2 separate regions of the Homo sapiens genome follow, and region 2 is linked to region 1. Evidence: chromatin contacts called from ENCODE Hi-C or POLR2A ChIA-PET data. All regions are on one chromosome and are shown on one strand. The core of a region is the stretch at or near the end of the contact, and the rest is flanking DNA. Distances in the headings are between cores, read along the strand shown. Region 1 overlaps LOC107987122 (a long non-coding RNA gene). Region 2 overlaps LOC107987122 (a long non-coding RNA gene).

The links. Hi-C counts contacts between places; a loop is a spot of excess contacts on that map. ChIA-PET counts read pairs that join two places held with the same protein, here RNA polymerase II (POLR2A).
Region 2: a map of prostate gland shows a loop between it and region 1 (3-fold over the local background). The contact joins two enhancer-like sites. A Hi-C loop is called at or near these places in 2 of 168 maps with a recorded cell type or tissue (esophagus muscularis mucosa and prostate gland). POLR2A ChIA-PET finds 5 or more read pairs at or near these places in 1 of 52 experiments (OCI-LY7).

Annotation. Positions count from the first base shown.
Region 1 is chr9:119,865,101-119,872,468 of GRCh38, reverse strand. LOC107987122 (a long non-coding RNA gene) reads left to right here. Exons shown (of 3, transcript XR_001746919.2): 3 at 993-4,775. Among named protein-coding and RNA genes, the nearest start is that of LINC01613, 66 kb to the left of the region's middle. Within about 2 kb of position 3,613, at least 2 of the 41 ENCODE cell types and tissues checked have a DNase peak (open chromatin) inside an H3K27ac peak, as active enhancers do.
Region 2 is chr9:119,960,826-119,968,193 of GRCh38, reverse strand. The region is part of intron 1 of LOC107987122 (a long non-coding RNA gene); the gene reads left to right. Among named protein-coding and RNA genes, the nearest start is that of LINC01613, 29 kb to the right of the region's middle. RefSeq lists enhancers at 3,894-4,489, 4,490-5,087. Within about 2 kb of position 4,738, at least 7 of the 41 ENCODE cell types and tissues checked have a DNase peak (open chromatin) inside an H3K27ac peak, as active enhancers do.

The DNA.
Region 1 (7,368 bases), core at 2,364-4,863:
CTTGATAGTACTTAATATTTCATGTTTGTTTTTATCCAGCTGGCTTGTCTAAACGGCCTGGGTCCATGTCTGTCCCCCATACTCCAGCCCCAGCCCCTGTACCTAGAAGCTTCTCAGGAAATGTGGGCTCTTCTGTTATGATTTGACACTTGAGTAGGAATTGAAAAACAAACTTGATTAAAAAAACACACTTTTATTGGATTCTAAAGGAATTAATAAAATCCTTCCTTTGGGGATTAATAAAACAGGATTTTTTAATATTAGCTTTATTTTTTTCTACTTCATAAAAGCATTTTAATCAACATTCTGAGCTTTAAAGGATGGATTCAAGCTCTGTTCTCTATTTGGGGTGTGGGCAGGGGTTTAATTTATAGATAAGTTCCATTTTTGATATTTGCTCCTCTCTCTGAAAAGTGTTACCATTATTGTTTCCCTAATAAAAATCTCTGGAGTTCAAGCAAAAAGAGAAGTAAACTTTTGTGAGCATCTCATAATTAAGAAGTTAATTTTTGATAATTATAGGCCATGAGAATATTGCTTTAGTTTATAGAGATTCAGTACATTGTTTAAAGTCCTAGATGACTTAGTTATAGTAATACTGACTGTGTGGGCTCTGGGGTCAGGAGGCCTGGGTTCAAATTCCGGATCTTCCATTTATTACCTGTCTGTGACCTTGAAGACATTTACTTAACCTTGTACCTCACTTTCCCTATTTATAACATGGGGATAACAGTTGTTTCTGCTTCCTGGTGTTGTTTTAAAAATTAAATGAGTGAATCCACTTAGAACAGTGCCTGGCATATATATGCTCCATAAATGTAAGCTGCTATTATCTGAGTCTAAATCTAAACTCGTCTTACCCCAAACTACCTTTCCTGCCATTAACAAGTACCACCAGCAGCATTAGTAGCATTCATTAAATACTCTCTACAACCCAACCTCTAATCCCTTCAAGACACTTGTAATGCACACATTATTACTTCAATTTACAGATGAGTAAAACTGAGGCTCCGTAAGGTACTCATCCGAAATCAGGCAGAAGGTAAGTGACAGATCTAAAAGTCATACCCATGTTTGCCTGTCCCCAAAGCCCACATTTTTACAAGTTGTTACATGTTCTCTTAACTTCAAAATGCAACATATTCTAGACATAGAATGTGTTATAGACAGAATTATCTTCCCCTCAAATTCACTCCTCAAGGTGATTGTATTTGGAGATAGGGCAGTTAAAGATGCAATACAGTTGAAATGAGGCTGCTAGAGTGGGCCATAATCCTATCTGACTGATGTTCTTATAAGAAGAGGAAGAGGTACCTGAGGTGCTCGGGCAAAAGACAAAAGGCCATGTGAAGACACAGGGAAAAGGTGGACATCTACCCGCCAGGGAGAAAGGTCTCAGAAGAAACCAAGGCTGCTGACACTTCCAGCCTCAGAACTTCCAGCCTCAGAACTATGAGAAAATATTTTCAGTTTAAACCACCCAGTCTATGGTATTTTGTCATGGTAGTACTTGCCAACTAACACAGAAGGGAGCATTGTTAGTAGGAAAAACACACAAAAAAGATGTCAGGTGACTTGTGTCTTATTTACTGGGCTGTTTCCAGTGCTCATCTCCATGTTGGTGAGAGGTGACAGCGTGCTGGCAGTCCTCAGAGCCCTCACTTGCTCTTGGCACCTCCTCTGCCTGGGCTCCCAATTTGGCAGCATTTGAGGAGCCCTTCAGCCCACCACTGCACTGTGGGAGCCCCTTTCTGGGCTGGCCAAGGCTGGAGCCCACTCCCTCAGCTTGCAGGGAGGTGTGGAGGGAGAGGCACGAGCGGGAACCGGGGCTGCGTGCGGCGCTTGCGGGCCAGCTGGAGTTCCGGGTGGGCGTGGGCTTGGTGGGCCCGGCACTCGGAGCAGCCAGCCAGCCCTGCTGGCCCCGGACAATGGGGGACTTAGCACCTGGGCCAGTGGCTGCGGAGGGTGTACTGAGTCCCTCAGCAGTGCTGGCCCACCGGTGCTGCGCTCGATTTCTCGCTGGGCCTTAGCTGCCTTCCCACGGGGCAGGGCTCGGGACCTGCAGCCCGCCATGCCTGAGCCTCCCACCCACTCCATGGGCTCCGGTGCGGCCCGAGCCTCCCAGACGAGCACCACCCCCTGTTCCATGGCGCCCAGTCCCATCGACCACCCAAGGGCTGAGGAATGGGAGCTCACGGCGCAGGACTGGCAGGCAGCTCCAACTGCAGCCCCGGTGCGGGATCCACTAGGTGAAGCCAGCTGGGCTCCTGAGTCTGGTGGGGACGTGGAGAGTCTTTATATCTAGCTCAGGGAGTGTAAATACACCAATCAGCACCCTGTGTTTAGCCCAAGGTTTGTGAGTGCACCAATCGACACTCTGTATCTAGCTGCTCTGGTGAGGATGTGGAGAACCTTTATATCTAGCTCAGGGATTGTAAATACACCAATCAGCACCCTGTGTTTAGCTCAAGGTTTGTGAATGCACCAATCGACACTCTGTATCTAGCTGCTCTGGTGGGGCCTTGGAGAACCTGTGTGTCGAAACTCTGTAACTAATCTGATGGGGACGTGGAGAACCTTTGTATCTAGCTCAGGGATTGTAAACGCACCAATCAGCGACCTGACAAAACAGGCCACTGGGCTCTACCAATCAGCAGGATGTGGGTGGGGCCAGATAAGAGAATAAAAGCAGGCTGCCCTAGCCAACATTGGCAACCCACTCGGGTCCCCTTCCACACTGTGGAAGCTTTGTTCTTTTGCTGTTTGCAATAAATCCTGCTACTGCTCACTCTTTGGGTCCACGCTGCTTTTATGAGCTGTAACACTCACAGCGAAGATCTGCAGCTTCATTCCTGAGCCCAGCGAGACCACGAGCCCACCGGGAGGAACGAACAACTCCAGACGCGTTGCCTTAAGAGCTGTAACACTCACCGCGAAGGTCTGCAGCTTCACTCCTGAGCCAGTGAGACCAGGAACCCACCAGAAGGAAGAAACTCCGAACACATCTGAACATCAGAAGGAACAAACTCCAGACGCGCCACCTTAAGAGCTGTAACACTCACCGCGAGGGTCCGCGGCTTCACTCTTGAAGTCAGTGAGACTAAGAACCCACCAATTCCGGACACACTGGGTTCATAGGGGGAGCTTAGGAAATGGAGGGACCAGTGTTTAGAAAGCGCCTTCTCAGTCAAGATTGAGGATGGTGTCCTCTTCCCAGCCCTGATGTGGCCACCATGGTGGCACTGCATGGCAGTGGCCTGTTTTCCCCACCAGACTGGGTGCTCCATGAAGACTAAAGCCAAGTGTGTCTTTTTGTTCAGCTCAGGCATAGTCCATGACAGCGTTCTGATAATTACATATTGGCTGCATGTTTGCATAGCCATGAGGTCTGTGGGGTGCCTTTCAGCTCTACAAGCCTCTTCTCTAAGGAGTTGCCCTTGGCTGGTCAAGAAGCTCAGGTGTGGGAAGTGGGTTTTACGTGGCAGTCCTGCTGGGCCCCTGCCAGAGTGCTTGGAGCCGCTAAGTCTGGGCCATGCAGTCTGTTTACATGAGCATTAGGGAACATTGCTGAGATGTACTGTAAACATGGGGCAGGCTGTCAGCATTGTGCTGGTTTCTGCATTATCTCGGTGCCATCTCAGAACAGAGGCAGGCCAGAAAGCCCCTGCCAAGTGGAACTGGAGCCTGAGAGATAGGCACGAGCCTCCTAAGTCTGGCTTCCCTGCAGGGACGAGCCTTCCTGAGGGTGGGTTGGATGTGGGTTCATACAGCAGGGATGCTGAGCCAAGCTCCCACTCCACTTAGGGGCTTGGACCAGGGTAAGAGATGGAACTAACTTGTTAAAGGAAAAAAAAAAATAGAGAAAAAATGTGAAAGTTTTTCGCTTGAAAATATAGATCAGGGTAGGTTCAAAGTCATTGTGCTAATTTCACCCTTATTATATTTCATTTACTTTCTTCAATAAGAAAGCTCTTCCTGGATTTTAGCTGAATCCAGAATTGTGCCTTATCATGAGTGTGCCACAACAGAGGCAGAAAGACTGAGAGCCATTGAACTAACTGAGCAGGCCATGCAGAATCATTTAAGGGCTCTTGGAAGGCTTCTTTCTCCCAGATAATTCCTTCCCGGAGGCCTAAAAGTCTTCTCTTTGAGTTGTTTTTCTCTAAGAACTTAACCGTGGTCATAGCCTCCTGATGGGTGGTCCCAGTGGTGAGCCTGATGACCTGGCTCTGCTGCCCAGTGCTGCGGCTTTGTAGGCGTGTCTCCTTGGGCTGGTCCCCGGATGGGGATCCTGCTTTGTCCTCAGTTTCCTCACTGGTGAAATGAAGAGTTTGGTCTAGAATCATGACTTTCTCTGCCTCTATGAATTGAGAGCAAAGATACCTCCATCTGGATGTTATAGCTCCTCATGCCAAATATCAAGTGTTTGGCAAAATCAAGGCATTCTTGCAGAGGTGACTGAGGTGGGAACTATGGCAGTTCATCTGCGTGGTGCATATGGTAAGGCAAGTGTGTGGGGTGGGTAAGAGGAGTGGGCATGAGGCCCCCAGGCCAGGCATCATATTGTGTGTGACCAGCACCTGGACCAGCTCTGGGGACATGGGTTCTGGTCCTGATTCCAATATTTGAAACCAAGATGGGTCATAAGATTGATTTGTAGCCAATAGAATGTAGGCTGCAATGATGTACACTGCTTCTATGCCCTTACAACCTTGTATGAACCTCCATGTTCTCCTCACCTTTTCTTTTGTCTTCCCTTATCCACCTTTCCTTTCCCTTCCCTTCCCTCCTTTCTCTTCCCCTCCCCTCCTTTCCCATTGTACTTTCCTCTTTTCCTGTACTCTCCTCCTCTCCCCCCACACTCCTCCTGCACACTTTTTTTTTTTAAAACTTTTATTTTGGATTCGGGGGTACATATGCAGGTTTGCCACAGGGTATATTGTGTGATACTAAAGTCTGCGGTATGATTGAACTCCACATCCAGGTAGTGACCATAGTACCCATTAGGTAGTCCCTCAATCCCTTGCTCCCTCTCTACCTCCTCTTGTAGTTCCCAGTGTCTATTGTTCCCATCTTTATGTCCATGTGTACTCAACGTGTAGCTTCCATTTATAAGTGAGAACATGTGGTATTTAGTTTTCTGTTTCTGCATTAATTCACTTAGGATAATGGCCTCCAGCTGCAACCATGTTGCTGCAAAGGAAGTGACTTCCTTCTTTTTTATGGCTACATAGTATTCCATGGCATATATGTGCCACATTTTCTTTATGCAGTCCACCATTGTTGGGCACCTGTGTTGATTCCATATCTTTGCTGTTGTAAATAGTGCTATGATGAACGTAAGGTGCATGTGTCTTTTTGGTAGAATGTATGAATGCATGGGTCTTTTTGGATATATACCCAGTAAAGACATTGCTGGGTAGAATGGTATTTCTGTTTTAAATTATTTGAGAAATCTTTGAACTGCTTTCCACAGTTGCTGAACTTGCTGAACTAATTTACATTCCTATCAACAGTGTATAAGCATTCCTTTTTCTCCACAGTCTTGCCAATATCTGTTATTTTTTTACTTTTAATAAGAGTAGCCAGCCATTCTGTGAGAGAGTGAGACTCTGTCAAAAAAAAAAAAAGAAGAAGAAGAATAGCCATTTTGACTGGTTGAGATAGTATCTAATCGTGGTTTTGATTTGAATTTCTCTGATGATTAGTGATGATGAACATGTTTTCATATCTTTGTCACCCACTTGTGTGTCTTCTTTTGAGAAGTGTCTGTTCATGTCCTTTGCCAATTTTTAAATGGGATTATTTGTTTTTTGCTTGTTGAATTGTTTAACTTCCTTATAGATTCTGGATATCAAACCTTTGTTAGCTGTATAGTTTGCAAATATTTTATCCTGTTCTGTAGATTGCCTGTTTACTCTGTTGCTAGTTTATTTTGCTATGCAGACGCTCTTTAGTTTAATGAGGTCAATTTTTGTTTTTTATTGCAATTGATTTTTGGGGACTTAGCCATAAATTCTTTGCCAATGCTGATGTCAATAAGGTTATTTCCCAGGTTTTCTTCTAGAATTGTTATAGTTTGAGGTCTCACATTTAAATCTTTAATCCATCTTAAGTTAATTTTTGTATACAGTGAGAGGTACGTGTCCAGTTTTAATCTTCTACATATGACTAGCCAGTTATCCCAGTACCATTTATTAAATAGGGAGTCCTTTCTTTGTTACTTATTTTTGTTGACTTTATTAACAATAAGATGGTTGTAGGTGTGTGGCTTTATTTCGGGGTTCTCTATTCTATTCCACTGGTTTATGTGCCTATTTTTGTACTAGTGCCATGAGGTTTTGGTTGCTGTAGCCCTGTAGTATAGTTTGAAGTCAGTTAATGTGATACTGCTAGCTTGGTTCTTTTTGCTTAGGATTGGTTTAGCTATTTGAGTTTTTTTTCCGGTTCCATATGAATTTTAGAATATTTTTTTCTAATTCTTTGAAAAATGACATTGGTAGTTTGATAGGAATAGCATTGAATCTGTAGATTGCTTTGGGCAATTTGGCCATTTTGATGATAGTGATTCTTCCAATCCATGAGCATGAAATGTTTTTTCCATTTGTTTGTGTCATTTTCATTTGTTGCTTTCTATGATTCATTTAAGCAGTGTTTTGTAGTTCTGCTCGTAGAGACTTTTCACCTCCTTGGTTAGAAATACTCCTAGATATTTTTTTTATGTGTGTGTGTGTGTGTGTGTGGCTATTATACATGACATTGAGTTCTTAAATTGGCTCTCAGCTTGAATGTTACTGGTGTATAGAAATGCTTCTGGTTTTTGTACATTGATTTTGTATCCTGAAAGTTTACTGAAGTCATTTATCAGTTCCAGGAGCTTTTTGGTGGAGTATTTAGAGTTTTCTAGGTATAGAATCATATCATTAGTGAAGAGATAGATTTCTTCTTTTTCTTTTTGAATGCCTTTAATTTCATTCTCTTGCTTGATTGCTCTGGCTAGGACTTCCAGTACTATGTTGAATATGATTGGTGAGAATGGGCATTCTTGTCTTGTTCCAGCATTCAAAAGGAATGCTTCCACCTTTTGCCCATTCAATATGATATTGGCTGTGGGTTTCTCATAGATGGCTCTTATTATTTTGAGGGATGTTTCTTCAATGCTTAGTTTGTTGAGGATTTTTATCATGAAGGGATATTGGATTTTATCAAAATCTTTCTCTGCCTCTATTGAAATGATCATATGCCTTTTGATTTTAATTGTGTTTATATGGGGAATCATATTTATTGATTTGTGTATGTTAAACCAACCTTGCATCCCAGGAATAAAGCCTGCTTCATCATGGTGAAGTAACTTTTTGATGTGCTGCT
Region 2 (7,368 bases), core at 3,489-5,988, 95 kb before region 1:
TCCTGAGAGCAGTTAGATGCTCCTCCCTCTTTTGGGTTCCTACATTACCTTGTGTGTGCGTGTGCACGTGTGCGTGCATGTGTATAACACTTCTCAGACTGTAATTTTACTATTTGTTCTCTTGATCGTGAGCTCCCGACAAGAGTAACCTGATTTACTCAGCTCTGTTTACTCAGTACCTGTTTACTGCCTGATACAGTGTTTGTGTTCAAGAAAAGTTTATTGAGTAGGAGAATGAATATAGTGAAAGCTGGAAGTTGGGAAGCCTGCTATATTTTAATTTAATTTTTCAATTTTAATTACGAATTTTGGACATCCCCTTTCTGGGACTCAGTTCTCCCACCCTGTAGAATTCATGTCAGGAATTAGAGGAACTTGGTCTCAGTTATGATTAGGCACAGCTGAGAGTGCTTACAGAGTAGCTTAAATGGGGTGAAAGCTTATTTCTTGTTCACTTGAAAGTCCACGGCTGCTAGTGGCTGGACTTGTTGCCCATGAAAGAAACCAGGAAGAGCAATTCTAAAGAGATGTCCAATAACAAAGTATCATTCTTCTAGCATTGAAGTCATCAGCCTGGTGGCTGAGATCTTTCCAAGTTTCCAGATCTTTTACCTGAGGTGGTGTGGAGGCAAGGGATGATTAGATTGACAACTAATCTCAACCCTTACCTGCCACTTACCTCCCAATCAAGTGGTGGTCATACCATTGGTCATGTGATAGCACCCAGCTCTTTCCAATTCATCCCTCCACCATCTCTATGATGTGCCCTTTGACTTCAAGGTCCAAGGAGAAACTCTAGCCATCATATCCATGTTTGTCACAGAATTATGGAGGAAGGCAGGGAGGAAAGGGCAGACGATACCCAACAAACAACTGTATCTTCAGAGAGGTTTGTGAAAGTTTCCACTCAACACCTGTGTTTGCGTCCATTCACTAGAATTAAGTCACATGGCCACACCTAGCTGCAAGGGAAGCTGAAGAATGTACCCTCTATTCTGGGCAGCTAGATTCTGTTGTTATGAAACAAGGGGAGCATGGATATTAGGGGGCCCTCTAGCAGCCTCTGCCGTAAGCTGTAATTTTCCAAGGATTAAGAAGGTGAAGAGGGGCATGCTGGCATCTTTGATGTATCATGACTCATCCTAAAGAAGTTTAGTAGTAACAGGAATGCAGTGAATCTGGAGGAAGGCAAAGGCCTTTACCTTAAGGCTGGGTGACTTTGATTGGACAGCTATTTGCATATCTACCTTTCTTCCATCCTCTCCATCTTAGCTAATTGATCTGGGATACAGCACTTGCATTAAAAAACTGAGTTTACCGATCTCGGAGCTAGTTACAGCCTGTAAATTGGGTCACTTTACACTCTGGCTTGTCTGGGACCATCCTGGTTTATGCCTGTTGTCCTGTGTAATGATCCAGAATGCCTCTCCCCTTCTCAGAAGTGTCCCAGTTTGAATGAAAAATTATATAGTCACTTGCCTATAAACAGTGTAGCATACTGGAAGAGAAGGGAAATAGTGATTTATATTTGACTCCCAGGAATATGAAATCTAGAATTCAGGCTTTTTTTAAGGTTTGGGCCAGTGGAAAGGTAGAGGACATGGAATCAAGATATAAGATATTGGGAATATCAGTCCTCACAGGATGAAGAGCCTCATGAGTAATAGCATCCACTGACTTTCAGAAATATATATAAGGTTCTATCCACCTGTCTCAAAAACTCTTCTTCAGCATAGCTTTTTATGACCATCCAACTGAAAGTGGCCTCCCCCACCTCCATTCCTTCTTGTTCTCTTACCTGGTTTTGCTTAATATGTAGCACTTTTCAATATTTGAACTTGTTTCTTCATCAGATTACATGTTTATTTTATGTTTCTTCCCATAGCTTCTGCCACTAAGAATCTAAACTTCCTATGATCACAGGACTTGTTATCACCTTCACTTTTGTGTCCTACTGTGTAGGACATATTATATTAATATATGATTAACCTATGGGTGGATGATTGGGTGAATGTGGGTGGTTAAGATAGTTTTTTGGAAGGTGGAAAGGTGAAAAAATCAGGAAGAGATTGGAAAGGTGGAAGGTGGCAGGTGGAAAAATCGGGAAGAGATTTAGAAGTCACTCAAAATTGGGAAGAGATTTAGAAGTCGCTAAAATTAATACTTATACAATGTTTACATAAACTTTTTCTGCATTGGACTGGGATGAGCCTTGGTGTGATCTCTAAGACACGGGATAGACCACATTGGCAACAAAATCCACAAAGGCTTTGCCAGTCAGAAGGGCCAGAGCATCATGGGGAGGTGGATTCTGGTGGTTGTAACACATGCCACTCATTTTCTGTTCTGCCAATGCTATTGCATTAGTTTCCTGGGGCTGCTATAAATAAAGTACAAACTGGGTGGCTCAAAACAACAGAAATTAATTCTTATAGTTCTGAAGGTTAGAAGTCCAAAATCAAGGTGCCTGTGGGGCCATTCTCCTCCTGAGGGCTCTAGGGGACAATCTTTCCTTGCCTCTTTCTAGCTTTGGTGGTTGCTGGCAATACTTGCTCTTCCTTGGTTGAAAACACATCACTGTAATCTCTGCCTCCATCATCATATGGCATTCTTTCTGCACATATCTCTGTGACCAAATTTTCCTCTTTTTATAAGGACACCAGTCACTGGAGTAGGGTCTACCCTACTGCAGTATAACCTCATCTTATATTGATTGCATTTGCAAAAATCCTATTTCCAAATAAGATCACATTCACAAATATCAGGGGTTAGGACTTCAACATATCTTTTTTGGGAATGCAGTTCAAGCCACAACAGCTATGGCACTGATGGGATTAAAGAGGTGTGAATCTTCCTTCTTTTTCTTGCTCATCCGCCATCCTAGTAAAGGGATCCTAAGCATTTTCAAAATCAGGCTCAATCCATTTGGCCCTGAGCAAGTGCACAGACTTTTCATTTTCTCACAGGCCCCCTCTCTGGGTTATCAATAAAAAGTAATCCTATGCTGCAAACTCTTTGCCCATAAGAGAAACCAGGAAAAGCAATTCCAAAGAGATGTCCAATAACAAAGTATCCTCATAGCATTAAAGTCATCAGTCTGGTAGCTGAGATCTCTCTAAGTTTCCAGGTCTTTTACCTGAGGTGGTGTGGAGACAGGGGGATGATTGACCTCTAAGAATCTCAGCCTTGCCTGGTGCAGTGGCTCATGCCTGTAATCCCAGCACTTTGGGAGGCTGAGGCGGGCAGATCATGAGGTCAGGAGTTCAAGACCAGCCTGGCCAACATGGTGAAACCCTGTCTCTACTAAAAATTAAAAAAAAATTAGCTGGGTATGGTGGTGCATGCCTGTAATCCCAGCAACTTGGGAGGCAGAGGCAGGAGAATTGCTTGAACTGGGGCGGTGGAGGTTGCAGTGAGCTGAGATTGTACTACTGCACTCTAGCCTGGGCGACAGAGTGAGACTTTGTCTTGGGGAAAAAAAAAAAAAAAAAAAAAAGAAAAGAAAAAAGAATCTCAGCCTTTGCGCTGCAAATTAAGTGTTGTTCATACCATTATGCATGTTATGGTCCAGAAAGAGTCTTCTTTCAGGGGAGAGAGGCAAAGACGTTGAAGAATATGGTGAGATGTCAGGTGACCCAGTTCTTCTACTGACAGAGGGGGACTGTCTCTCTGAGCCTGGATTTTCTAATCTCTAAAGTGTGCAAATGAACTTCTGTTATTTTACTCCCAAGTTTGCTCTGAAGATTGATTATGAGAATAGATATAGATAAGCTTTAATAACTTCAAAATTCTTCTCTGTATGTCAGTTGTAAATGTTAAGACAGCAGGAAAATGGCCAATGGCTTTTAAATTCTTTTTGAAGTATATTCTTGCACAATTTGTTTTTTTAGGATCTGAGGCTCAGAGAGGTTAAGTCATTATACAGAGGTAGCACAGCACTTAGTTGGCACAGGAGAATCACGCTGCCTCCTGTTTCTTCTTGGGTTTTTGGTCTTGGCTGTTTGTCCCCTCCAAGTATGACAATTGAGCTGGCATTGTGCTCTCCCCTTTAGCCCTTGTCTCCCCCACCTGCCTTCTCCCATACTCCCCTGGGAAAGTGCTGAGGACTAGCAGGAGGCTTTGCTTTCCAGGCAGCAAGGCTTTCATGAGTTAATGGGAAATCTGTTTGTGGTTTTCTTCGTCACAGCATGAGGGAGGAAGTGGCACGTCTGGAATGTGAAGCAGCCTGAGGCTGTGAGCAGGGATCCAAATGCTGCCCAGCCCGAGGGGAGGCAGCCAGGGTCTGAAGCTGCAGCCAGCAGCCCGGACCAAGGTGAATGTTCTTGGGGTCACACACCCAAGGAAGAAGATCTCAAGTCACTGACTGTGTGTGTGTTCACTGCCTTGTCTGGTTTCATCCTGACTCCTGTGATGCTTGTCTGCTTCTCCATGTGCCCACAGGTTTTAGAGTTTTCAAAACATTTTCACACTCTGTATTTCATGTAATCCTCACAATAAGCCCACAAAGAAGTTGGATTAATTCTCCCCATTTTGTAGATGGAGAAACTGAGACCCCACATGAAAAGAGACTTGCTTAGGTCACATAGGAGAGCTGGGAGCATCCAGAGCTTTCTTTGCCACACCACACCACAGATTATGCTACAGCTCCCATGGCTTTTCCGTGGGTGTCCTGCAAGCCAATCAAGAACAGGCTTCCTTGTCCTCTCACATCACCCAGCCTCGTGGCCCAGGAGCCCTGCTCTCTGGTTGGTCGCTTCACCTCTCTATCAAGATCAGTGTCCTGAGTTTCCCAGTCTGCGTTAGCCACCTCTCCCCTTCTCTCAACCAGGCACCAGCAATCTTAATTAGTTACAGATACAGAATTCTTCTCAACTTGTGTTATTCCTGCTTTTGAAACTAGAGATTAAATTGCTTGAGAACAAATTCTTATCTAATCATGTGATGAGGCATTTTCCCAATGCGCCTAGTTTAGGTCTGAGAACATGGTAGATGATCAGTAAAGATCTGGAGATGGGCAATAATAGTAATGGCTTTTTATTAAATACTTATAACAGCATGGGAGGGAGATGCTAAGATGCAAGAAAGAATCCAGCGGAGGGTGCAATGGTTAAAGGAAAGCAAAGAACTGCCTTCTTGTTGTAAATAACCTCACAAAGGTCTAAGAAAGAGCATTCAGGAAAAGCCAGGTGCCTCACTTAGGCTGTCATATTTAATCCTTAGAAGCATGTAATGAAAATGCTATTGTTCCCATTTTAGAGGGGGAAAAACTGAGTTTCAAAGAGGCTAAGCAACTTGCCCAAGGCCTTATGGGTTGAGCAGGCAGGATCAGAAGTTAGACTCAGTTCTGTTGGATTTCAAAGCATTTCCCAGAAAAATTTCCTAGGTATCAGTTTAGGAACAATGCCTTGCACATAGTAGGTGCTTAATCAATGCCTATTAACCAATGTTGACCTTTATAGTCATTCTTAGAGAGACTTGACAGCTGGTGGAACCAGGTTTATTCGTGTTTATACTCCCAGCTCCTGACACATACTGAGCCCTCCATAAACTCAAGCTGTAGCTGAGGAAGCCTAGACTCCAGGAAAAAGCTACAGATGGTGTGGCCCAGGCTTGGACCCAATGCCCACCCTCTTTGTCCTGCAGGGTGCTGCCACAGATTTATAGAAAGAGATGGAGCTGAGAAGATGGTACCTGTGGACACAGGGGGTTGGGAGGCAGGACTGTATTTCATCTCAGCATTTATATTTCCCCAGAGTGGATCCCACTGCATTTCAGGACCAGTGCAAAGTACTTAATTGAAATCCGTAATTCCAGCCCTCATTAATAACCAATCTCGGCAAGCAGAGAGCTCCACGACCATTAATGATGAGCACGATGCAGACGCAGGTCTTTAGAGGGGAACAGCAAGTCCCCAGTTCATTTTACAGTTGATTAGAGTGAGTTAAACTTTGCCCTGCTTGTAAGTTGTATATTAAAATTAAGAAGTTGGCAATATGTGAAGTTATCAAAATACCACAGGTGCATTGGCGGGCCTCCAGCCGGCATCGCTCATCCTAAACAGCGTGGTGACCCCTCAGAAATGGGTCTGGGACACCATGGCACAAGATGGATAATTCAATTGAACCTAATCAGTCCCAGGGAAACGAGAGACCTTCATCAACTGTCTGCAGATGCACAAGGATCCTAGTCCGCAGGCGCGCTGGCCACAGCGGCCCCTGCTGGCAGAATCCTCCCCTTCCGTGGGTGTGATGGGAAGGATCTCTGGACTCAAATCTTGGGATCCTGGATTCTCTATTACCGACGTGCAGTGTGGCCTAGGGCAAGGTTTCCTCTTTCTCCGGTCCTCTGTTTTGCCATCTGTACAATGAGATAACTAGGCTCCATGATGTCAGACTGTCTGTAATCGGACATATTGCTCCCCAATCCATTTTTGTGGGAGTGCTGTTCCTGAGACCTTGCGGGAGATCATTGACAGCAAGTGGACAGTTCTTTGCTTTCCCTCAATCATCGCCCACCCTGTGGACTCTTTTCTTCTTTCCCATCCCCCTTCCCAGCTGTCATATTCTAGAATCTCTTCACACCCGACGATTTGCATTTCAAAAATATGTTCACATCTTGGACACTTTGTTCTTGCTCATTTAACCATCTTTGGATACCTCTTTCATTCTTTAGACATCAACTCTACCTGGGAGGCTTCTATTCACCCTTCAATACCCTTCATAAATATGCTGTCTGGTTACTTTAATGCTCCTGGGACAGTGAAAAGAGTGTGCAGTGTGGAGTCCAGGTTTGAGTTCTGCTCCTAACACTTATCTGTGACTTTGAGCCAGTCATCAAGCCTTATAGAACCTCAAATTCATTAATACGTGTTCACTGATTTAATTAATTTTAAATCGGCACATAAAAATTGTATGTGTTTATCACATACATGTATCACGTACATGATGTTTTAAAATATGTATACATTGTGGAATAGTTAAATTGAACTAATTATCACATACATTAGCTCATATACTTAACATTCTTTGTGATGAGACCACTTAAAATCTATTCTGAGCGATTTTCAAGACTACAATATATTGTTATTAACAATAGTTGCTATGGTATACAATAGATCTCAAACATATTTCTCTTGTCTAACTGAAATTTTGTATCATTTGACCAACATCTTCCCAATCAATCTCCTTACCCTCCAGCCATTTTCACCTATTAGAGAACTCGATACACATTAGAAGATCAAAAATTATCTCCTTTCTTGGCATCTAAGACAGAGTTAACTTCTTCTTCTATACCTAGGGTTGGCAAAACTTTCCTGTAAGGAGCCAGGTGATAAACACTTAGGCATCATGGGCTATAAGGTCTTGTTAC